5 separate regions of the Mus musculus genome follow, and regions 2, 3, 4 and 5 are each linked to region 1. Evidence: chromatin loops called from intact Hi-C (ENCODE). Cell type or tissue: heart. All regions are shown on one strand. Region 1 holds the start of Kcnq5 (potassium voltage-gated channel, subfamily Q, member 5). Region 2 overlaps Kcnq5 (potassium voltage-gated channel, subfamily Q, member 5). Region 3 overlaps Kcnq5 (potassium voltage-gated channel, subfamily Q, member 5). Region 4 has its middle 150 kb from the start of Kcnq5. Region 5 overlaps Kcnq5 (potassium voltage-gated channel, subfamily Q, member 5).

Region 1 (5,000 bases):
GCAACAGTGTCAAGCTTCCTCTGAACCCATACCATGTACTTTACCCAAATAAAAAATACTATATTACATCATATTTAAAACTCAAAGCCATGAATATTTTGAGCATGTCTAAAAATATCATCATCCATACTGTGCACATTTACAGCAAATTAAGCCTCAGCATTCCTTTTTAAAAATGTATATTATAGTCTGACAGTCAAAATAATTTATTAGATCATTAAATACTAAATTAATTGTATATCAACCCAAGGAGATGAGCTTAACAAGTGTCATGGGTGTCTATCATTAATTACATTCAAATATTTATGACTCTTTCATCAGCAAAGGATAGACCTTATATTTTGAGTGTAATGACGCTAGACAGAATACAACATTCCCTATGTGTGCCTTGCAAACACATGAAGCTGGCTGGAATAGGTCACCTAAGCTTACATGCTCACAACAATCTGCAACTGTAAAAATTCCCAGACACTGGGGCCCCAGAGTGCAGACTCCACCAGTTTCCTGAGTTCTACCTGGTCACATTTCAGGTTCACCTATTTATAAAAGCAGCTCCTTCTCTCCTGATATTATGATTTTTTTTTTTTTAACTTTCCTGGGTTTGTGCCAATTCTTCATTCCACATAAGGGAGAAGTATAGGACGGCATGCCTCATTTCTGAAAGGTCTTTTTGGTCTGTTCCAAACATATCTTAACCAAGTAAGAAACAAGGAATCAATCAGTATGTGCCTGCAGCTTTCTCTGGAGGTCTTCTAAGGCTAATATGTTTGTACTTCATCTTAACATAAAGAAGGAGGGGGCAGAGACGGGGCAAGAAGAGGCGGGGCTTCCTCTAAAAAGATTAAATTAGACAGGGTGTATAGACATGAAAACAACCTTAAGTTGTCGTCCAGATTCACCTAACTCTAACAGGAGATTGAATGAATGGACGTCGGGCAAAACAGTAGTAAACTTCAAAGCCACGGAAAGCTTTCTAATGCCTAAGGGAAAAATAAACATTTGCTTCCAACCATTTTCTCATTTTCATTCTCGCATACTCTGCTAGATGGTGAGGGCTTAGTCAACACACACACACACACACACACACACACACACACACACACACACACACACACTTTATCTCGGCGCCATAAGTGTCAACTAAACACACTGCTTGCTTCAGGTCACAGCTGGCCCCTGTGCATTTCCACTACAGCACCTCTGGCCATGTTCCTGAACCCCAGTTCTCCACTTTCAGCTGGCACTGCCTGCCACAGAGCTTGGGTAGCCCTCTAGACTCTGACCACCTCTATGTGGCAATGACTACTACGTGCACTGACAGATTTTCCGTTGATGACAGCTGTGATGGTGGCCAGGCGTGTTTCCGGGCGCGCTTACAACCTAGTCTCTCTCTCTCTCCATCACGTAGCAGCTTCCTCTGCTTGACCCCAGAGCTGACTGTGGACCCACTCTTAACCTTCTCCTCGCCACTCCATCCCACCCGGTCATGCCCTCCCAGTCTCTCCAGTCTCGGGATGGTGCACAACCTCCCGGAGCTATCCCCAGCTCCTGGGCGCCCCACTCAGTTAACTTTCCGCATATCAGGACCTAATCGCTCCCGATTATCTGAGTCGCCTAAGTCCGGCTTCTGCCTTCAATCACCCAGGTACCTGGAACTGACCCGTTAGTCCCTTGGGTGCTTTGGGGCAAAAGGGCTCTATGTGAACCAGAGCGAGAGGTGGGACGAGAGAGATTGAGGGCTCCAGAGGGCCGATGGCAACACGTGCAAAGAAATAAAAACCACCACGTGTGTGTAGCTCTGCGTGTGAGCGCGCACGCGTTTCCGCGCCTAAGGCCAGGGCGCGGGCGCCAAGTGCGCCCCGGGGCTCCCCAACAGAGGGCATGGCTAGGGGCACACGGGGTCGGAAGTGGGGGCGCGGGTACTCACACGAACGCGTGGTAGACGAACGCCCAGCCGCGGGGTCGCTCCAGCACGTTGTACAGATAGTTCTGCACCCGCCGGTACTTGACGTTGCGCCGACAGCTCTGGCTGCTGGTGTAGGAGAGCGGCTTCCCCAGCAGGCTCATTCGGGCCCCCTGCTTGCCCCGGCGGCTCTCTCTCAAGCCGCCGCCGCCTCCGCCGAGCGCCGCCGCGCGGGTGCCGAGCAACAGCAGGCCGTCGCCCCTGGCGGCCGCCGAGTTCAGCAGCACCCTGCCGCGGCCGGACTCCACATCCTTCATGCCGCTGCCCGGGCGCCCCCCACCCGCGCCTGCCGCCGCCGCCGCGCCGCTCCTCACCCAGAGCCCGGCGGCACCGCCCTCCTCTCCTCCCGCGTGGTGGCGGGGCATGGCATCACCACGGGCACCGCGAGGGGGGCGCTGGCGCCTGCGGCGGGGGCAGCGGCTTCATGTGCGCGGGCAGGTCTGCAGGAGGAAACCCGCAGCCGACGGGGCGCCCCGGGGGGGCGGACTAGCCTAGAGTCGGGGCTCCGGGCGGGGGCGGCGGGGTGTGCGGAGCAGGCCCGGGGAGGTCCGGATTTCTGCCGCTTCCAATTCCAAATCCGGACCTGTTGGGGGCGTCACTTTGTGAGGTGTCCCTCGCTTTCCTTTAGTCTGGTGGCTGCCACTCCCTCCTCCCCGAGGAGTGTCGGCACACGGGACTGAGGGTGTGCGGGATGCCCGGAGGCACGCTCGCACGCGTGCACACCCAGCAGGGTTCGAGTCTGTCTGTCCCCTGCACCCCGGCAGAATACCGGCTTGACCCTAAGTCGGTCTCCCAGGATGAGTTTGGTTCGGTTCTTCCTGGGACTCGGAGCTGTCCGGAGGGCGAAGTCTGCCTCTTGAATAAACTGGACGAGCGGGTCTCTGGGCTTCTCCCGCTGCTATGCCGCGCCTGGTCCTGCCATCCTCGGGTGATGGGTGTGGGCAGGAAAGGTTCTGTCCTACCCTCCAGGTTTTGGCTAGCCTAGGAGCGAGCCAGCGGGGGCTAAGCTTCTGGCAGTGGCGCTTGGGTTCCCGCGCTGGGGACCAGCCCACCGCAGTTCAATGGACACACCCGGAGAGAGCCAGGCAGGGACCCAGCAGCTTCCCGCGACTCAATCCAGCCTGCAGGCTGTGACTTTCCATCCTAGCCTCAGACAACAAGCCTGCGAGTCGCAGAACATCCTTCCCATCCCCAGGGGTGGGGTGTGGGGAGGGCGTAAAACTCCAAAGTAGCTCCTTCGTGGTGAGGGAGCTCCTCCTGACAGAGCAGCCTGGGAAAAGGAGCCCACTTCTCTCCTTCCAGAAATTTCCATGTAAGTGAAAGAAAGTCATAAAACTGCTTAAATCTCCGCCGCGACTGTGGCGTCCCCAGGGAGTTCGAGAGGGATCATGGAGGATAGTGAGTCCAGGACCTGCCTCTCAGACAGGATGCTGTAACTTACAATGTTAGAGAAAAGGGAACCACTGACTGCATCCCCCACCACCTCTGGAAAATGGGCGCCCCAAAGCCCATCTCTTCTCTTGGATGAGAGTGAGATTATGGTGCTGCTGGCTCAGAACTCCGCCTTTCAAAAATATTGTTAGCAATTAAACAACAGATTCAGCGATGGGGAAACTGAGAGGACACCAGGATTGGGAACTCCTTCTAATAGAGCAGCCTTCCTCCCAAATATTTAAAAAAAAAAAAGTAATAATCGCCAAGTTCAACTGAACTATGCTTTCAACACAAAGTCATGGTAGTCAGTAGCAAAGTGGCCATCCCTGAGCCTTTTTTCACTTCCATGAATACCAGCCAACACTAAGGCAAAAATCTTATCTTGGTTGTCTCACCCATAGCAGATAATACTCTACCAACACACCCACACATACACCCCGTGCATACACCCACGCCCACAGACAGCTGCTTTCTACAGTCAGAACGTCAGCTAAGAGTTTTACTTTTATTTTTATCGTTATTGTTTTGTGAAGACCTCTTCCTGGTTCTTACTCAGCAAGACCTTGTTTCCCTTCAAACCTCTGGGCAGTAGGCACTACTAACCCCTAGCGCTGTGCAGCTGGCAGCAGTACCACGTGTGAGCCAAGCATCAACACTCAGAGTCACTCCTGCTTTCCTCTAATACACTTCACACCCACACACCGTGGAGGTGCTAGAGAGGTTGCTCCGTGCCCTGCTATTCAAGGCAGATGCAAAGAGAATGTCCTGGAATAAGCTCTCCAATCCTAGAGCTGCGTGGAGACCCCTGGCTGAAGGTGGGAGCTGAGGTGGGGGGTAGTTCGGTGCAGCTATATTTAGACTCCCCGTGGAGTTTCTGTGCAGGGACTTTCAGGGTGAAAGATGTAGAGACTTAAAATGACTCGTGCACACGCTGTCGGCATGAAAAAAAAATCCTAGCTTTGCTGAAAATAAGAAAATGAAAAGGCCACTTCCCCTTTAAAGGAAGCTGTTTTCTTTGCTGCAAACTTCAACTGAGATTAGATCACCTTTGCCTCACTCTGGGGCCTGGCCCCACACACAGGCAGGAAATCTCTTTAAGGCAGGACTCAAGAGCGTGTTTCCCCTTCTGAAAGGCCCAGGAACTCAGCTGCTTAATGTCCAAATGATGGTTTCCTAGGATGCAGGGATCATACCAGGGAAGCTATGATGTCTATTTCGAAAATGTTAATAAACCCGGGTGGGAAGGTGGCAAGGACATCTGCAATTAGTAAGGGTTATAGACGTCTAAGACATTTGTAACTATCTTTTTTGAGTGCCATCCACTTAATCACAAACCCAGAGAAGGGGGCTTGTCTGTGTATTCACAGACAGGATGGGCCACTAGGAACCCAGCATCCTGACTCCCAGTTGGAGTACCCATTCTGCTGTTGGTGCAAACCCTAGGGGATCATCCTGCTTGTTCAATCCCAGAAAGGAAAGTCTAAGAGACTCTGTTCATACCTGTTCCTAGGCCTTGATCTGTGCCATGTTTTCCTTGTAACCCAGTGACTTCTCTAGATAGGCAAAAGTCAACTTTGAGGAAAAGAAAGTGTTTGTAATTAAG
Region 2 (5,000 bases), 350 kb before region 1:
TTCCAATTCTGGGATCATTACAATGCACAAAGCTGTCAGGACCCCAGAAGTATTGCCTGCACAATCCAGGGGGAAGAAGCATTATTTTCTGCTTCTTACTAGAGAATGCAGGCTATGCTTTTCTCACTACTTATTACTATTTGGAAGAAAGGAAGAGAAGGTAGATTTACAGCAAAGGAGAGAAGCATTTTTTTTTTTTCTGTAAAGTGCCAGATAGTAAATATTTTAGGCACCGGAGTCAGGTGGACTCTCTTGCAGCCGACCGTTGCTACAACTGGAGTGCAAAAGTAACCACAGGCTGTCAATGAATGAAGTGTATTTTGATAAAACTTTATTTGCAAAAAAGGTGCTGGGAAAGATTTAGTCCAAAAGCTATAGATTGTTGACTTTGGGTTTGGTCTGAATGTTATAAAGTTATACCCTTACCAGAGGAGCAATTGGTATGTTCTGGGACAGGGGAGTTCATGTTCTTTAAGGATGTGGCCCTTGATACATCCACTGTAGTCCAGCGGAAGGTCCTGTGATTATATAGCCACAAACATACTCCATGGGTTTAAGAACAAAGAAGAGGACCTGAAGTTGGGCAGAGAGAGACGCCGGGAGTTGAGTTGGGAGTGAACCAGATCCAAATACACTGTATGAAAATCTCAAGGTTTTAAAATGTCAGCAATGTGATTTCCACTCTGATCTGGCCACACGATGGCAATTCTGCTTCATAATTATTTCGTTCCCCTTGCTTTCTCGTAAGTCCTTCAGAAGGAAAAAAAAACCTTCATCTGGACACTTTCATAATGAAATGTACTATAGATGTAAAGAATAGGGTGGAAATAAAAGGAAATTTCTGAGTTCTCTGTCTCTGTAAATGTAAACATAACAGAAAGTAGATGTGAACAAGTGGAACTGAACGTTCTGAAATGCCTTTTTGAAATAGAAATTAGTTTTGAATTTTTTAATTAGTTCTTTGTGAGGTGTGTGGGTTTGTTTGTTTGTTTTTGACAGGGTTTCTCTGTATAGCCCTGGCTGTCCTGGAACTCACTTTGTAGACCAGACTGGCCTTGAACTCAGAAATCCGCCTGCCTCTGCCTCCCAAGTGCTGGGATTAGGGTTAAAGGCATGCACTACCACTGCCCAGCTTCTTTGTGAGTTTTACACAATGTATTTTCAAAACACTCACCCCTTTGCCCCCAACTCTTCCCAAAGCCTCTTTTCCTGGCCCATGCAACTTCCTGTCCTTTGTTTCTTCTTAATCCTTCAAGCAGTGTGTTCTGCCCAAATAGTCCTGTCTGCATGTCTTCCACTAGAGGATGCCAGCATTACCAGGTACTATACTTTTAGTGAAAACTCCCCTCTCTTCAGCCAGGGGCTGACAATTACCTATAGCTACACTGTTTGGGATGGGGTTATATGCTAAGCTCTTAATATTTTGCAACTGCAGGAACTGGGAAAAAGGTGGTTTGCTTTCTTCATTGCTCCTGCTTTGTCATGTGCATAAAATGAGAGTCAGCTGATCAGAAGGGCATTTGATCTTTGTCTCCTCTGTTTAATGTTGCCTGGTGGAAACCATAATTGGAACAAAAAGCCATAGGAGATTAAGCAGGCACTATTATCTGAAATGGATGTCAGGCAATGTGGGTCTGACTGCAAAAGTCTAAGCTTAAGGAGTTCTCTAGAGCGTGTCTTTTTCACCATGAAGTTTTGGGAAATAAAAATTAACTTTTTCCCTGCAGTTTCAGAGCACTTTCCCCTAAGTATTTGCATCTTTTAAAAAGATTTTCACAAAACTCTTAAATACAGTGAGAAAAAAGTAACTACACATACACAAATTTTATATGTATATAGATACATAAAGCTTTTTAAGCATCTCTGAGAACTCTCAGAAACATTGTCTTTGAGAATGATTCAGAGAATCTCTAAAAATGTATCCTAGACACAAAGGATTTTTTTAAGATCTTTTCTTTAAAGGGGGATTGGTTTCCACAAAAAGAAAAAAAATGAGAAGAAGGTGCAGATTTCCCATGACCTCAAAGTTCAGATTTTTGTTTCATTGAGTATTATAATTTTTTTTTTACTAATTAGAGATTATGTCCTTCAATATGACATGAATTTACTATGGTCAACAATAATGTACGACTGGAAAAATATCACCTGGAGAACATACGTTATGTGTGGTGCCCTATTTGGGCCATTGTGAGTGAATGAATGAGCACATGAGTGGATCGTTTGAGTTTTCAGATTACTTCTTCAGATTTACTTTGCAAGCTAAACTTATTTGTTGGAACCAGCATTAGGTCAGGGATTAGAAGGCATGGAGTCTGCTTCAGCTTCACTGCTCCCTAGCTTAGAACTCTTGGACAAGCGTTTTAGCCCCTTTCAACTTCAATTTCTTCATTAGTAAATATGAAGTCTTGTTCTTGTCATGTACACAGGATTTGATTATGTATGGAAGGCAATGAAAGTACCATGTAAGTATGTCATATTTTGGCCAGAGAATTACAAAGTTTTTGAGAGCAGGCTTGTATCTTACTCCTTCAAATTTAAGAAAATTTCATTGATTATGTACCAGGTACATACATTCTTCACCATGGTTGAGAAAAGACATTTCTCAAAGATCATTTGATGACTTATATCAGCTAAATTTCAAATGGCAAATACTTATTCACTTGTTCCCCAGAAAACTGAAAATGCAAGTCATTGCAAGATTCTATTTCTACATTGTATTTTTGAAAGGAAGACTATAAACTAGCTTCTATGCATGGTAGATTGCCTCTGACTGATGGCAATTTGCAAAGGTAGTGATAATGTTAGGGTTAGAGACTTCTTTGTCAGTAGCCAGAAAGGCAGCTAAGCCATAGACACCAACAGAAAGTCAACAAGACTATTTATACTAAGTCCTTAAAACTCATTAGATATACTTAGTGCCTGCTCCAACAGGTGATTCTCCTCTTTTGAGCAACTGGACTTAGCATTACTGAAAATCTACATAAAAAAACTACTTTGCAATTTTCTGTGTCAATGTGTATGCTCTGTACACATGTGCATATGTAATATACATGGGACAATACAATGCTAAACAGTTACATGTGAAATCATAGATCCCTAACTCATGAAGTTGATAGTTCTTTTGTCCTGCATTCACTGTGTGTGTTTGTGTGTATGTATGTATGTATGTAAATCTTATGATAACTAAGGAAACAAAAATTGTAATTGTACAGGCTTGAATCATAGAGGAGTATTCAAACTAGTAATTCATGCAAGCTTCAAACTTGTCATTATTGATAATCAGAGGTTGTCATTGGGACACATTTACTGTACAAGCCTTAATTTCTTGGATCATTTAGATACTTTAATGTTAATAAAAACAGAAATCAGGATAGGTATTAGGAAAAGGGTGACAGTAGTTAGAATACTCTTTTGTGTAGAATTGAACTCAACACATTGACTTCACTTGCCCTTTAAATTTTGGTGTCTGAGAGTTTGCCAACCAGAGAGTGGATAATTAAACATATGAATAGTCTGTCTGCTAATACCTAGAATGATAGACCAGAAGGATATATGAACAGAGGAGTCACAGAGGGAACTCTGGTTCATGTTTCAGTTGTGACAGGATTCTCCAAACAGAGGGCTCTTCACACAAGGGAGGAGGTATAGTTTCCTATCTAAAGGCTGAGCTAAATAAACTATCAGGTTCAGCTATACAAAACTACCACTACTGACAGCCTGAACCAATTGCATTTCAGCAGTTTCTCATGGTTCAACTTTACATGCTACATAGGTGTTAGTGCTAAAATTTACTATATACAAATGACCAATGCTTATATCCAGCCTAAATTCTATACACACCTTCCCAGGGTACAAAGAATGAGAAGGATGAAAAAAAAGATACTTTTCAAGCTGTTGTTTTAAAAAAATATCTCTGTAGTCTAAAAAGCAATCAACTTGGTCACTTTCAAACCTGAAATTGATTTTGGTGCAGGAGAGATGGCTCAGCAGTTAAGAGCATTTGCTATTCTTGCAGAGCATCCAGGTTCAGTTCCTAGCACCTACATGGTGGTTCCCAAATATGTAACTCTAGTTACAAAAATTCTGACACATGTGGCCTCTTCCCCTGACATTGGACACACAGACACACACACACACACCACCACCACCACCACCACCACCACCATCACCAAAAATTATAAATCTTTAAAAAACTTGTATCTTTCATTTTGGCACAAAAAGTTTAACAACTATCAAGGATAGTTAAAATATGGTTTAAAATAAGTCTTTCAAAACAAGGGTGAGAAAAGTAAACATAAACAATGATCCTTCTTACTGAAAGCAAAGAGCAGTTGGAAACTCCAGGTGGCTATTTTCAGCTCCCACCTCAAAGCCTGCTGTCAGGTATGTCATCATCACATACCAACTGGGTGAGTAGCCAGAGGGAAACATGTCAGCGAGACCACATTGTTTATTCTCATTCCTGTGGCCTGCTGTACTGGAGAAGGAATACAGAGCAGGTGCTGCTCAAGTTTACAGCGTGGGTTGATCTTGGTACTTCAACTTATTTTTGGCTACTTTAGTACCTTTCATCATTTTTGAAAATATTGCACCCATATTTATGTGTGATTATAGAAGCCAGTTTTTTTTTTCTACAGATATCACGACTCAATCTTGAAGGTAAATGCTAATGACTTCTGGGAAAAATTTATTGATTATCAGAATAGGTTCTGATGGTTCTCAAACAAGAATTCAACATTAATAACACAGAGATTCACAACTTGGTCTGGGTTCCTAGAAATCACTGTTTATAGTTTTACCTTGCCCATCTAACTAGTCATCAAGAACAGCAATTTAGGAGCTATAATTACAGTCTCTTTCTCCTTATCCACTGTTCTGCTTAGAGTTGGCTGTACTTCCAATTTTAAACCTTTGCCCTCCTTTGAATCTGTTTTTTTCTCATCAGCTCAGATCATAAACATCTTTCTGTTCTACATGTTCAGCAGATAGAACTTGCTCTC
Region 3 (5,000 bases), 430 kb before region 1:
CATGCTCAGAACCCACATCACAGATAGGGAAGAAAAGTACAATATCCCCTTTTGCATTTAGCAGTGTAGATTTGGTTGAACAAGGGAACCATTGACCTGATTTCATCATTTTTAGCAGTTTACACAGCATACTTATGGACTCCTACAGAGATCTAGGAAGGGTCTCAAGAATAATGCAGTATAGCCCTTGCCTTCAGTAGGTGACATTTGATTCATGTGTGTGTGATAAATCCAGGGATCTAATATTAATAACCCACATTTGAATATATTCAGTATTATATCAATTATATTGAAACACAGATCCAACTGTCACATAAACATTAAATAGAATACTGAAAGCCATGCGTGATTACTTTTGCTGCAAGTGGATATTTATCTATGCTCTAATGGGAATTCATTAAATATTTATCTATGTCAACTTACAGAGCATTTAGTTTTCTAGCTTTAAAATGCCCATTTAAACAGAAATTCCCCCAAAGCTAACAAAACCCAAATTATGCAGATATTAAATCTGCAAGGTCACCATTGATAGTTGTATCCAGGCAAGTAGGATGATGGAGAACAGAAGATTACTTTCTGAGAAAGACCTTCAACTATCTGAAGCAGACAGAGAAAGATTAAAAGGCTACTGTGTGTTGATGCATCCATGGCTGGAAAGAGTTATCAAGAGGCAGCAGGCATTTGGGAAAGAACTTTTTTTCTAGCTTGAAGAACAGAAATACATGGGCATTGCCTTTGGAACTGGAATACAACCAACTTTTAATTGGTTTTAAAATCTGGATTGGAACATCCCTACAGTCACCCATGAACTGACTTTATACTGTAAAAGTTGAGGGAATCTTGGCCAACCACCTGCTTTGTGAGTTGTTCTGTTTGGGTTTTTCATGGAAGTCCTTGTTTGGCAAGTAGTTTTGCACCAAGTGATAATCTTCCCTAACCTTGTTTGAGTAGAGAATTCAGAATGAAAAAGACCCCTTCATGTGAGGGTGGGGTGGGGTCAAATGTTCAATGACTTGATCTATGGGATTGTCAGCTGCTGCCTACTTTTCTCCATACCTTTCCAAAAAGAAAAGACGCATATCTTTGTAGATGAGAGAGGTTGGTGTTAGCAGTGCTTGCAGAGGGGGCAACTCTACCCCTGGAAAGCACTGGACTGCTCTCATCATAGGGAGCAGGGTTAAGGGGTGAGATCAAGGATCAACAATTCCTAACTCCCCAAACAAGAGGGTAAACTATCCTGTAAATTAAACCTGACTTTCTCAGCTTGGAAATAATTGGAGTAAACTTTACTCAAGAACTTCCAGCGTTTTGGATCTGAATGTTTGCCCAGCAAGTGAGAAGGGCAAAAGAGCAGGAAAGGCAAATTTAGCTGTCTAATAATAGCTTTGATATGCAGAGTTTTCAGTTTTATGATATGATTTTAAATAATCCTACTGAGAGGTGCCAGGTCTTAACTCCATAGGATTCTACAACATTTTCATCAGGAGACATCATTTCAAATGGAGTCTTAACAGAATGGAGTCCATCCTGGAAGTACAGAAGCTAGGGGCAACACGGAAATGCACTATTTGTTTTGGAACTGTGGGGTGAGGGTGGGAGAAATCCTATTTTAGCCTGTAGAGCTCATGGTCAGATTTAAAATTTCCAGAGCAGAAGCCACACTTGTGCTGTCAATGTATGCTAGAGGGTAAGTGTTTGTAGGAATAATGTATTGATGCCCATTTGAATCATTTGAATATAATCTGGAGGCATACTGCAGAGCTAATCAGCAGAGGCACACATGCATACATACAACAAACACACACACACACACACACACACACACACACACACACAGAGGAAAGGAGGAAGGGAGGGAAAGAGGGAGGGAGGGAGGGAAGGAGGAAAAGAGGGAGAGAGAGAGAGAGAAGGAGAGAGAGAAAGAGAGAGAGAGAGAGAGAGAGAGAGACAGAGAGAGAGAGAGAGAGAGAGAGAGAGAGAGAGAGAGAGAGAGAACAGTACCATAAATTCTGGACTTTGATACTCACCTATTACACAGAATGGTTTTCGAGCAAACCTCAGTCTTCCTTGCCATCCTCTATAACGACAACAGCAACCTGCAGACCAGATTCGAATGATGAACTCCAAGCCAAAGACAACGATCATCACGAACTCCTAAGATATCAGAACAGACATGTCAGCATTATAGAGTAACAACCAACTCTAAGATGCTGTGTGAATATTTCTGAACCTTTAGGGCCTGTGCTTGGCATATCTGGTTGATATGTAAAGAACATCTTTTCTCCACAAAACCAGTATGAAGATTACTGAAGCCCATTTTCTGTATCTTGTCTCCTATTGTAGGGTGTGAGCCTCCTCAAGTCTCCAACAGTGTGAAAGTGTCCATTTTAATAGCAAGCATGCGGGTTGAGTAGGAATGTTTTCTCACTAGGGATATGTAGTATAGCTGGCTTTAGCTTCTTGGTTATATGAAATAAAAAATGAACCCAGAAATACAACAGCAAGCCCTAGAGACATAGAGCTTCATGGTGCTGCAAGGAATGGCATAATCCCTAAACCTTTAAGAGTTGGTCTCAGAGGATAAGAAGTAAGTTTTAGGAGTGTTCAGCTTTTTGTCACCGTGCCAGACTCCTCTTAAAATACAGGCAGTTTCAGAAGAATAACTATGTGTGTGCGTGCATGCCACATACATCCAATGCCTGTCAGAAGTGAGACCTAACCCTTCAGCTCTGAAGCTGGTTAATTATCATGCTGCCCTTTGGCAATGGCTGCCTGGAAAACAACACCTGCTTCAGCAAAATGACTCGGAGATTATTTAGGAAGGGCTGTGAGTTAACCCCAGGGAAAGGCCAAAGATAGCAGCTCTTAAACAGTCAATCACAGAATGAAGAAGGCAGAGGGAATTTGCAAAAGAAAATAATCCTGGAGTAAGTCTTGCAAAGTCATTTGTCTCTATAGGGACAGATCCTCTGTTTATTAAAATTGGCTTGTTTTGAAAAGGGAACTACCTTTCTTGTTTGAAGACAAGGATTGTCCTTATTTATAATATTGATAATTGCATATTATTCAGCTTTATTATAAGGGATAGATTATAAAATTAACTCACATTTTTTATATAAGTTGCCTAATATCGCAGAAGAATAGATTGTAGAAATATCAACATTTCAATCCATTTTACATTAAGGTAAATTTGTTACCAAATTCATGAAAACTAGACTTTTGTACATGTGTTATGCAAACATGTCTTTAGAGCATGCTCTAGTATAAAATGCTCACTTAGCTAAACTTGTGCCCAACAAAGTTTATTAGCAGACCCCACCATTACTCATTCCCAGGGATCCTACTTCTGTCGAGAATTTTGGAAATCCAGTTGTGAGAGATTGTATTGGAACTCCAGTTGTGAGAGATTGTATTGGAACTCCAGTTGTGAGAGATTGTATTGGAACTCCAGTTGTGAGAGATTGTATTGGAACTCCAGTTGTGAGAGATTGTATTGTACAGGATACTCTCCCCACAAATCTTGATGTGTGGCCTCATCCTGCAAACACAGCTATATAATGATGCTATGTCTCAGGTAAACAGATAACACCAATAGATAAAAGAACATTGTTCTTAAGAGAAATGCTAGAGTCACTGCCCCATTTCTATGCCTCAGCGAGGCAGTATAACATATCTATAAGGTCTTTATTTAATTCCCGTTGTTCAGGAATATGGCCATATGCTTTATGATTTTGTTTTGTTTTTAAAAGAGATTAGGAAAAAATGATAGTATATTTTCCTTACAAAGCAAAAACTGGTAGAATTGAGAAGAGTACAAAGAAATATGTGATCATATTTGAGGTATCACCAGCCCCTTTTCTCTGAAGCACTAGATCAGCAAGTCTAATGAATATCTGAATAAGAACAGAAATGGGTTCTAGATAGAGATTTGCATCTCCAATAACCACAACAGAATATGAATTTTTATGTTAAAAACAGCTTGGTGTCATCCTTTACTTCATTTAAAAGTTCAAGAGAGAGCATATAAGCTATCAACAAACTTCAGCATTGTAAAGAATAAAACTGACTCTGTTGTCCAATTATAAGGGAATTTGCTTATAAATCAATAGTAGAAAGACAAGCAAACTCTAAAAATGTAGAAAAGAATTAAAATATACTTTTATGTATTTTATTAATTAAAATCTCAATGAAAATTACAAAAGATAACTGAAAGAGAACGAAAATACAGCCTATCAAAATTTACAGGTAAAACACAGTAGTGAAGAGAACAGAAGAGTAAAATTGGCACAAATAATGCAATATACATTGCAATATACATATATATGTATATATATGAAAGTAATAAAATAAAAAAAAACTAAACAGAAATTTCATGAAATAAAAAGCTGATTTCTATGTAAAAAAGTCAATAAAATTGATAAATCTTTTGTAGGCTGATAGAGACAACCTATCTCAGAAATGTAATAGACGATGTCACCATGGACATGGTGGCTGTGAAATATCAATATGGAGTCTTTATGGATGTAGGTTCTGAAGGTAATGGAATACAATCCCACAGCAAACACCCTATCCTTTGGCTCTTATAAGCTTTCCACCCCATCTTGTGCAGAGATGTTACTCAATCTTAGGTGTAGAAGTGTTTTGTATCTGTAGTATATCTGTACTGTATTTGTAATGTATATGTAAAACATGAGCCCCACAACTCTACGTTGTGATTTGTTGTGGTGTTCTGCAGGGTTTCCATCTGTTGTAAAGAGACATTTTCTTGATGAGCATAAAGGTTATACATCCCTGTAGGTATTAAAACAAACATTTAGAATCTAGTTAGGGATTATGCTGGTTTAGTAAAGGGGTGGTTGTAAGTTCTCCTCCCAGATCCCTGACTTCATTAGTGAGAGGGATGAGACAGGCTGACTCCATGACAGCCTTCAAATCGACAGTCTAGGCAACTAGGCCTAAGAACTGGGCAAGCCCAGGCAAGTCAGTTTGTAGGAAAAACC
Region 4 (5,000 bases), 150 kb after region 1:
TGAAAGCAAACAAAGAAACAAAGAAACAAAAACACTCCACATTATTGATCTAATGATGAATAGTGCTGATAAGGATGAATAATAAGTTTTCCATAGATACACTCGGGATTGTCTAGCTCTCATTCATCATACTACGATGAAATGTATAGTGTTTGTTATGCCAGCCTAGTAATTCTCTCCATTTAGCTAATGAAGAGACAGAAATCTGAAAGTTTAAGTGACTCGGGAAGTTAAACTATTATAAACCACTGATGATTTAGTTTGAAATCATACCACATGCTCCAGAGTTGTCTTTCTGACCCTGCATGCAAGCTGTAGCAGCAAGGTGTCCTCTGACATGCTCACATGCTACAGCATACATACTCCCTTTGTAGCAGCCACTAAGTGCTTTTCCTTTTAAAGTTGTGAAAACCCAGTTGTCCTATTTCTCTTTGGTATCCCTACTGAATGTGAATTTAAGAAAATGATAGGTCTAATGACCCAATATCCAGCTGGAGAAATGGCTCAGTAATTAAGAGCACTGTCTGCTCTTCTAGATGTCCTGAATTCAACTCCCAGCAACCATGTGGTGGATCAGAACCATCTGTATTGGGATTCGATGCCCTCTTCTGATGTCTGAAGAGAGCAACAGTGTGCTCATATGCATAAGCTAAGGTCCTTCAAGTACCTCATAATGCATTAGTTAAAATTCTTTCTCTGGGTTCCAGAATCACCAAACACAAATTTTACTAAATAAGAACTACAATTTCTGCTCCTTCAGAAAGGGGTTAGCTTATTTTTGTTATTGGTTATGTGTTTGAGTGTCTGTGTGGGGGTATGTAGATATGCTTACAGTTTCTCATGGACGGTATCAGTTCTTCTAGAGCTAGAGTTCCATGTGTCTGCAAGATGCCTAATATGGGTACTGGGAATCAAACTCAGATCCACTGGAAGAACAGCAAGGACTTTTAACCACTGAGCCATCTCTTCTCTGCCACCAATAGGAGACACTTTTTTTTTAAAGCTTGAATAGTAATACATAGAATAGTAATACAGAGTTTGGAAACTCTGGTTTATGAAAACTGCCCTCTGAGGCTCCATGACAACGAATGGCTTCCTCTCTTTTTTAATTTACCACTGTCTTCGGTGGGCATATAGAGTTGAGTCTAGGATGGCTTTTCAAAATCTTTACCATAATGCAGCACTATACATTTGAAAAATCGCATCTTAAACAAATCATTTGATGCAAGCCCTTGAATCTTTCCTTGTTACATTTGCTAGGATTGTCCTAAGGTTCTACAAAATAAAGTTCTTATTAAAATTTCTTGTAAGCAACTCCATATAGATGATAGATAGATAAATAGATAGATGGATAGATGATAGATAGATAGATAGATAGATAGATAGATAGGCAGATAGATGACAGATAGGTAGAGATAGAGATATTAGATATAGATATATAAATATAGATTAGATATAGATATGACATGATTTAGTTTCAATTACATTGGATGGAAAGCACCATAAACACCCCAGCTCTAACATATTATTACTTCAGAACAGATGTTTCCATGACAATTTATAAAAACTTGATTACATTTTAATTTGGTAACAAGATGTGGCAATGAGCTATAATGAAAGCTGACATTCGTGGCTTTATTACTACAATGCTTGGTGATGTTGGTGATGTCATTATTGTTCCTGTAGATAATTGCATCTTGACGTTTGCTTTTGAAATCTTTGTGGCATTTTGTTTTCAATTAAAATGTTTTAAATTATTTAAGTAAATGGAAGCCAAGCTTTGTGTGTTCTTTACTAAAACAGTCAGATTTTAAACTAAAGCTAACTTTTAAAATTCTTACTAGAAAGGACTAAAAGCATTTATTGTTAGTACACGGTAGCAGGTATAGGCAATAGTTAATTTCTCACTGAAGACTTCCTTTCACAGAATCCAGTCTCATTGACGTGGCTCTGATTTCTGTGTTGGTTGTACACGACAGTACAAGAACTTGGCTATTTCCTTGATAAGATGTAAAGGATAGTAAAATATCAGACATCAGTGATTATTCCTTCAGTTTGGGGAGTGAACAGCCTTTGTTAACACGAGGCTTTAATTTGCATTTAATTAGTAACATTAATATCTTAAGTGAAATGACTACATACAATTAATTCAGTAAAATGCTTACGCATGCTGTAGTGTAAAAGTGCAAGGCTTTTCTATTCCCTCCCTTGTACCAGAATACTGACACAGAGACCTATAATATTTATTATTAAACTTCAACTACTATAGCTGGAGAGAGATGCATCTATTCTTAGCCAACTATGCTGCCTACTACCCAGCCATGTGCCCTGTTACCTGCCATTTTAATCTCGCCCAGGCCTCGTACTTCATCTGTCCTCATGGGGACTCCATCATGGTCACAACCCCATGGCCACTCTCTCACAATCTCTTGATTCACTTTACCCCGGACCCCCTCATTGGAATTGGAAGTCTTGTCTTAATTCTTCTCCCTAGCTATAGAAAGATCAGGTTTTTCTTAACCAATTAGAAGTGATGGAGAACAATGTTTCACAAAATACTGTCAGGAAATGGTTCTTTATAATGATGATACCAAAATTTAAACTGTACCCAGATCTCTGGGTACAAAAATGAGCATTCAAATACACAGTATACAAAAATATCCCCAACATCATAGATTTGTTGTTGTTGTTGTTGTTGTTGTTGTGTTGCTATTGCCTGCTGCTGCTGTTAGACAAGATCTTACTTTGTATCCTGGACATGTTTTCAGCTCTCTGTGTAACCAAGGCTGCCTTCCATATCAAATTGATCCTCCTGTTCAATCTTCCCAGTGAACTTCACTGAGCCACTATGGTCTGATGAAATTTTCATCATTTAACAAATAAGGTTTCAAAGTATATTGGCTTCTGTTGCTTATGATCTTGGGCTTGCTTCTTACTATATGGTTATCTCTGGGGTTAGCTATCCTGGGTGTCTCTATCTGGGGCTTGGTTCCTATGTCCTCGGGTTGCAGCAGATCTCCAATATACTTTGACACCATCAGAACTCAGCTCTCCCACCACAGCAAGCTCTGGATACCCCCGAGACACCTGAAAAGCGTGTTGCTGACCTAAACTCCCATCTCATGAAGATAATAGAGATCTTTAAGGAGGATATATAGGTTCATTTTTCTTTTCTGAAATAGCGTGGTGACACTTTTTTCTTTAATTATGTCTTGCTCTGTAACCCAGACTGGCCTCACACTCATGATGCTGCTTCAGCTTCCTGCCCAAGTCCTGGGGTTACAAGCATGCAAAACCATGCTCATTGTGACATGTGGCCTTTAAGCATTAATAGCCACACACTAGGGCCTGGAGATATGGTTCAGTGATTAAGAGCACTGCTGCTCTTCCAGAGATCTGAGTTCAATTTCCAGGAATCATATAGTTGCTCACCATCTGCAATGGGATCCCATGCCCTCTTCTGGTGTGTCTGAAGACAGCAGCAATAAACTCATATACATAAAACAAAGAAATAAATCTTAAACAAAAACAAAAAACACTAACAGCTTGAATCATTACAACATTAGCAATATATTTATTTCTTAATTCATTCGCTCATTTTGGTATTGATAGGGAACAAATCCACTGCTTTAGGCATGTGTTCTACCATAAGGCTGTATTCCCAGCCTCCCAGTGTCTTTCATAGGTATTATATATCTTGACTCCATTCAGGGTTCTATTCTCATAAGATCTGGGATTGTTCCTCACAGTTAGCCAGAATCCTTTCCCTCAAAATTGAACTTATTGATTTTAACATTACTCCCTTATGTCAAACAAAATTTATCTCATAGTCAAACACCATTATTTTCCTCCTTATAAGAATAGAGAATAGGAAGGAAGGTATATGTAAAAAATATGCTATGGAAAAAACTGCACTAAAACAGGATTCATAAGTGCAATCATGCTGCCATATATAAAATAATATTAATTTTGTTTTTGCAAAAATTTACTAAGCATTGGTGTGTGTGTGTGTGTGTGTGTGTGTGTGTGTGTGTGTATGAAAGGTTGAAGGCATGCATATTCCATTACTTTTGTGTGGAGGTCAGAGAACATGTTTGTGGAGTCAGCTCTCTCTCTCTTTTAACCTTCATTTGAATTCCAGGAATTAAACTCAGGTTGCCAAGTTTGCTGGGCACTGAGCCTTTATCCACTGAGCCAACTTGCTGGTGCAAACCATCATTGTGTTAATCTGCCTGGCTTTGTTTACCTGGGTAAAGTGATGATATGTCTGTTTAAAAACACAGTAAAACATTGAAAGTGTTTTCCATTTCTTCCCACGTTAAAGGAAACTGCTAAAAGCACTGGTTGCTTATGAAGTTAGGCTGTAGCAGTTGGGCTACACTGGTAGTACTCAGAGGGGAAAAGGAAAGATTGATGAATTGAAGTCAGGATGAGTGGATTCATGTAGCACCATGTCTAAAGACTGCCCTACGCAACAGCATTAGCAAACAGGAAACCATCAGTGGCAGATCAATCAAACACAATGACTTATTTTTACATTAGGAGAAGATGATTGTTATGTTGGGTAACAAAGCAGAAATCATATCTGGGTGCTGTAGTACAAAGCTGTACTCTCAGATTATCTAAAGGCTGGAGGCAACAGCATATGTCTATGGGTTCAAGACCAGCCTGGGAAACATAATTAGACATTGATCAGAACAAAACAAAACAGAAAGAAGCCAGAATGTTACGATAAAGATATGAGAAAATGTAAGAGGTCTGAATTCACAGTTGTATGTTTGAGTTTCAGAGTTACATTGTACAACTCTTGCGTACAGTTATTTGGTTAAGTTGTCATGAGTTCAGTGAGTAGGGAGCAGACATATCTGCCAAGAGAACTCCTGTGGCTTAGGCTGGGTTTACAGAGAGAGAGTCCAAGTGGTCAAATGGAATTTTCTACTGATTAGAATCCACCAGGTGTCTTTTGTTTTACAGTACTTAAAGGGTTCTGGAAAGCCTTT
Region 5 (5,000 bases), 130 kb before region 1:
GTATTGCCTCAGTCAAAAGTCTGATGGAGCAATATTGTAGTCCTGGCTCTCTGAAGCCAGAGTGAGATTTGCAACTTGGAGGAGAATCTTAGCTATGTAGTAAGGTCTTGTCTGCAAAAACAAACAAAAATAAGGCCAAGGAAACAAAGGAAAAAGATTGCTTATGCGTATGCATGTGTGCTAGACCATACATGGAGGTGAGGTGATGATCCTACAGGCATCCCTCAGCTGCTGTTCTCCTTGTTTTACAAGCTAAGATCTCTCACTGGAATAAAGCTCACCAAGTAGTTTAGCCTTCCAGTGAGTGTTAGGGATCCACCTGTCTCTGTCTTCCTAGTGCTGGGATTATAATCAGGCACCATCCCTCCTGCTGTATTTTGTACATGGGTCCCAGAAATCAAACAAACTCAGATGTTCATCCTCATAAGAAGCACATTTCCAACAGACCTCTTTCTCCAGCTATAAAAATATTCCTTCAAAGAAAATTCACCTGAATAGTCTGGGAACAAAGTAGATCTAAACTTGGGTCTGCCTACAACTAAGACATGATGTTTTTAAACTGTTCCTCCCTGCCCCATCTCCTTTGTGTGAGTGTGTGTGTGTGTGTGTGTGTGCATGCACACGTGCACATATATATTTTTGAGTGGGTACTACATGCAAGTCAGAGGAAAACCTGGCCTTCTACCCTGTTAGTTTCTGATCTTCACAGCTGCATGAACCAGTCTAGCTGGCTTGTGAGCCTCCAGAGATTTATCTTATCTTTGTCTCCTGTCTTGCTGTATAAGCACCAAAATTATGGACATGAACACTCATGCTGGCTTTTATGTAAATTGGAGATTCGAACTTGGGTCTGCCAGTTTTCACGGCAATTATTTTACCCACTGAGCTATCTATTTTTAGATTTATAAGAACTAAAAAGTAGAGTAAGGGATGCATTTCTTGGCTATTGCCCTAACAGAGCTGTAGCAGTGAGCCACATATGGGACCCATAACCTGTCCTCCATGGGCCTCACTGAGAAAACAAAGACTCAAACAAACAGAAATTTTAAAAAGAAAATTTAAAATACAATGTGGAAACATGAGGTTTTCTTACTCTAGGTTTGTTTCTGAATAAGCAGCATACTGGGATAGCTTCTTTTTTTTTTTTTTTTTTTTGAGCTGTCACATATTAGTGCTTTGCAACTCAATTTTATTTAAAGACATAATTGCTATAAAATTTAAAAAAAAGTTGCAGTTGCTGCTGAAAAATTATCTTTAGGAACTATGAGTAAAATAACTAACTATGCAAGGAAACGAACTGAAGAAAACTCATTATCCTTTAATTATAGAATTACAAAAGTATGACTCTAACCTTCCAAATTTGCTATGTATAGGATGATTACATGTGACCCATATGGAAGACTTTGCAGCCTGTTAAAGAGCACATTGATAAGCTAATTATTATAATGTAGCTTAGAAAACACACTTCTAAGAAGAATACAAACGGGCAAAATAAATGGAAGAATTAACACTTTACTTTTAAAATTAGCATTATTAAATCAATTTAATTCCATACTAAAACTATTTGCAAAACAATTTGCAATTTTATTCTATTCTTCAATTTTACCATTAAAAATGTTAAAATTGTTATTCTGGCATTTGTTAAATCACAATCATAAGATTCTCCAAGAATCTTATACAACAATAATGTATATCTCAATAATGAAATATACAACAGCAATTATTTTAGTTCTTAATTAAGTTTTTGAAATTTTACCTGTAATTTAAAGTAAGAAAAATTAGACTGCTCAAAAGTAAACATCACACAGTTAAATTCCATTTGGATCTTACAGCCTTTAATTCTCTTAGCTCCCAAGGACTTAATAAACACACCCAAAAGAGGTACTACCTTCAAAAAGACCAATGCAAAGAACTGTGATATGCATGGTAGACAAATACTCAGTGCTGATAATATAAAAAGCAAAAATTTGGTTGTAGACTAGAGTCGACCACCAGCACAAACAGGCAACATGAAGCAAGTTGCCACAGGCTCCTCTTTCCCTAAAACGTTTCTAGCAAAGCATTTGAAGCACGCACAGACTGCTGATAAACACAGTGCCTTTGTGGTTTACTCTATATGTTTCTACATTAGAAATATCGGGCAGGAGCCATTTGACCGATAGGAACTGGGAAAAAAATTAACATCTGCCCTTTGTAGTCCTCAGGGTTTCCATGGGAATTCTGTCTATATTAGCTTTGGCAGAGGATGGTAGCTATTTTTAGAGGATCTGAAAGTAACTACGAATGCCTTTCACTTTTGTTTCAAAGCTGAGCTGTTGATTGGCCCCTCACCTCACACACACTAATAGACAGACTTCTGAGAACTGTATTTGGCTTTGCATGGATTCGACTCAAAATAACAAGCTGAGTCACCAACTCCTTTCCCACATGGTTTGGGTGCTGATAGGACTGTCCTTTTAATTAGCTGTAATTGTTCCTAAGACTTTACCCAGGAGGCCTTGCTCCACCATCTCTTCGACATAAATGTGGAATGCTAATGGATCTCTTCCCCTAGAGCCTTGCCCGGTACTTCCTGAATGGGTGCACTTGGTTTATTAATGAAAGTTACCAACTACAGGCCAAGCCCAGCAGTGCACATTGTCATCGCTGAGAGAAAGCATGGCACTGGCACTGGGAAAGCAGCTGCCTCCTCTGTTCGTTTATGAACTCATTCTCTCAAGACCTCTGCGTTACGCTGGGGCTCAAGTGCTGAGTGCTTCTGTATGTTCTGTTCAGTAATATCTGTACCTTCTGTCCAACTTCTCCTCGTTTCTTCTCATATTATATGCCGGAGATTCCCCACCGTAGAACAAGGAAAAGGGAGGCTAGAGAAGGCCTGTGTGCCTGTGTATGTGAAGTAATATTCCTTTGTCTCTCCTATAAGGAGCCAAGTATTCTACTAATAGGAATTAATCAGCTATTTCAGTTTGACTGACATATTTAAGGGTTACATTTCACTGAATTTTAAATACTGTGTGTAGTTATGTCCAGTTATCTGGTCTCTCTCGTGGAGGGCATCCATCTCTTAAGCAGTAGATGAGTAACACAGGAATAATGATATTTTCATTTAAACCATGATATTTTGCACCTGCGGGAGAGATGGGCTGGGATTAAACCATGTAAATTAGAAAGCCTGACTATCTATACACTGATATAACACAGTCCTCTAGGTATGCATTCATGTGATCTGGGAATGGATGCCTCTTCTAGAGACCAGTGTCCTGCGGTATTCTACATGATCCATAGTGGAACCTAAGTTTTTAAAAAACACTAAACAGGCAGATGTAGTATGAAGCTGAACTAATAATATATAGCCCTCCTTAACCATAACTGAACCCATCTCGAATTGAGCATTCCTTTTTCCACCAAAATAACCATTTAGTGATAATGTGAATGACAGAGAGACAGAGAGCAGAAAGAATGAAACTGATGTCCTAAAATGTATGGACCATAGTCTGTGCAGCTAGACCTCGTCCCTTTAGCTTCAAGGAAGAATGTCTGCACGGAGGTCATTTCTCTCCGAAGGTATTGGATTTCATGCAGCTAGAGGTGTTTCTCATTAATTAGTGTCTGGTTGGACAAACAAGGTTCTAATTTGAAATAGGAAAAACTGTGGTGTCTATATTTTACTTTGGTTTTAGGGTGTTTTGTCTAACATAAAGTTCTCGAAGGCCAAAGGTCTCTTCTCCTCACTTTCTAGCTTAAATGACTGTGTTCATAATTATTCACTGAGATTTCTGTCTATTTTCCTTGGTTTTAATTATTATATCTTCTAACTGATACTAAAGTCAGATAAAGCAAGTTAGAAGGAATGCCAAGCTAGACTTGACCCAGGCATGCCTTCTTACTATAGACACCAGGTTATTATATTTTTAAAATGATAAAACTATCTATAGATAAATAAAAATAAATAACATAATATATAACATAAATAAATGGGCAGTCAAAGGTTAGGACAGACACTTAATAAAATAAAGAAGAACTGAAAATCAGGATCAGTAACAAAATTACTTATAAAAATAACAAATTGAATTAAATAAAATGTAAGATTATATAGTATTATCAAGTTGGCTCTTAACTCTTAATGTAGAGTTTAACAGGTGGAAATATAGAAGCATAATAACGAAGCATGGAATATAATAAAGTGAAAACTCATGTGATTATTTTATTAAAGGCAGAGAAAGAACTTGGTAAAATTAAACACTGCTTTACAGTAGAAGTCTTGAAATTAAAGTACAGAAATACCATACAAGTGCATGATAAAACCTTTGCATGCCAAACTAATAGCCAATAAAATACAAAGTTAAATAAAGCTTTAATGCTTACAAAAAGGAGAGAAAAATGTCTATTCTCACAACTCCTTTTCAGTATAATAGGAATTTTAGCTAAATCAATTAAAGGGAAACTAATAAATGCACAGAGATAAATCTAATTTATTCCCATTTACAGATTATATGATTCTCTACTTAGAAAAACTGAAAGACCATTTAAACTGGTAGATGAGTTAATTAAGGTAGCAGGAAACAAAATCAACACATAAAAATCAACAGCTTTTCAGGGTTGTCTACTCTGCATTGGACAACTCAGAACAACACTCATCCTTGGGAGAGGCTAATTCTCTCAGAAGTCACTAGAAGCCGTATTTTGGCTAGAGGTGGGATCCAGTGAAAATTCTATCTTCCATATGTCCACCGTACTTGCATACATTCTATGTTTGTCTGTCTGTCTGTCTGTCTTTCTCACTCACATACATACACACACACACACACACACACACAGGCACACACACACAGACACACAGACACACACACTATGTTTAGCAAAATTATAAGTAGCTTCTGCTTGTTCTTAGAAATATTAAAGTAGGTGTTAGAACCCTTTGTGCAGCCTCCACTACCCCATCCCACACACAAACTTGCCACCTCCTCTTCCAGGGTCTAACCAGCGTTACTGATGTGCCA

What was found. Peaks named below come from ENCODE experiments on the same cell type or tissue, not always from the same donor. Only the 100,000 strongest peaks of a DNase experiment are listed, where the experiment ranks them.
Region 2: it touches region 1 in a loop (3-fold over the local background); 5 of 42 quality-filtered maps call a loop at or near these places.
Region 3: a loop joins it to region 1, with 2.1 times the contacts of the local background. A loop is called at or near these places in 3 of 42 quality-filtered maps.
Region 4: a loop joins it to region 1, with 2.0 times the contacts of the local background. A loop is called at or near these places in 2 of 42 quality-filtered maps.
Region 5: a loop joins it to region 1, with 2.1 times the contacts of the local background. A loop is called at or near these places in 4 of 42 quality-filtered maps.

The regions. Positions count from the first base shown.
Region 1 is chr1:21,959,254-21,964,253 of GRCm38, forward strand. Kcnq5 (potassium voltage-gated channel, subfamily Q, member 5) reads right to left here and starts at 2,689. Exons shown (of 14, transcript NM_023872.3): 1 at 1,928-2,689. The coding sequence starts at 2,328. In heart, a CTCF peak has its summit at 2,161; DNase peaks (open chromatin) are centred at 2,238 and 3,078; H3K4me3 peaks cover 4,307 bases; H3K27ac peaks cover 4,568 bases.
Region 2 is chr1:21,609,715-21,614,714 of GRCm38, forward strand. All of the region lies in intron 1 of Kcnq5 (potassium voltage-gated channel, subfamily Q, member 5), which reads right to left. Among named protein-coding and RNA genes, the nearest start is that of Khdc1b, 230 kb to the left of the region's middle. In heart, no CTCF peak of the experiment used is centred here; no DNase peak of the experiment used is centred here; H3K27ac peaks cover 1,408 bases.
Region 3 is chr1:21,533,034-21,538,033 of GRCm38, forward strand. Kcnq5 (potassium voltage-gated channel, subfamily Q, member 5) reads right to left here. Exons shown (of 14, transcript NM_023872.3): 3 at 2,028-2,154. Among named protein-coding and RNA genes, the nearest start is that of Khdc1b, 150 kb to the left of the region's middle. In heart, no CTCF peak of the experiment used is centred here; no DNase peak of the experiment used is centred here.
Region 4 is chr1:22,112,502-22,117,501 of GRCm38, forward strand. No RefSeq gene overlaps it. Among named protein-coding and RNA genes, the nearest start is that of Kcnq5, 150 kb to the left of the region's middle. In heart, no CTCF peak of the experiment used is centred here; no DNase peak of the experiment used is centred here.
Region 5 is chr1:21,827,763-21,832,762 of GRCm38, forward strand. The region is part of intron 1 of Kcnq5 (potassium voltage-gated channel, subfamily Q, member 5); the gene reads right to left. Among named protein-coding and RNA genes, the nearest start is that of Kcnq5, 130 kb to the right of the region's middle. In heart, a CTCF peak has its summit at 2,594; no DNase peak of the experiment used is centred here; H3K4me3 peaks cover 760 bases; H3K27ac peaks cover 1,553 bases.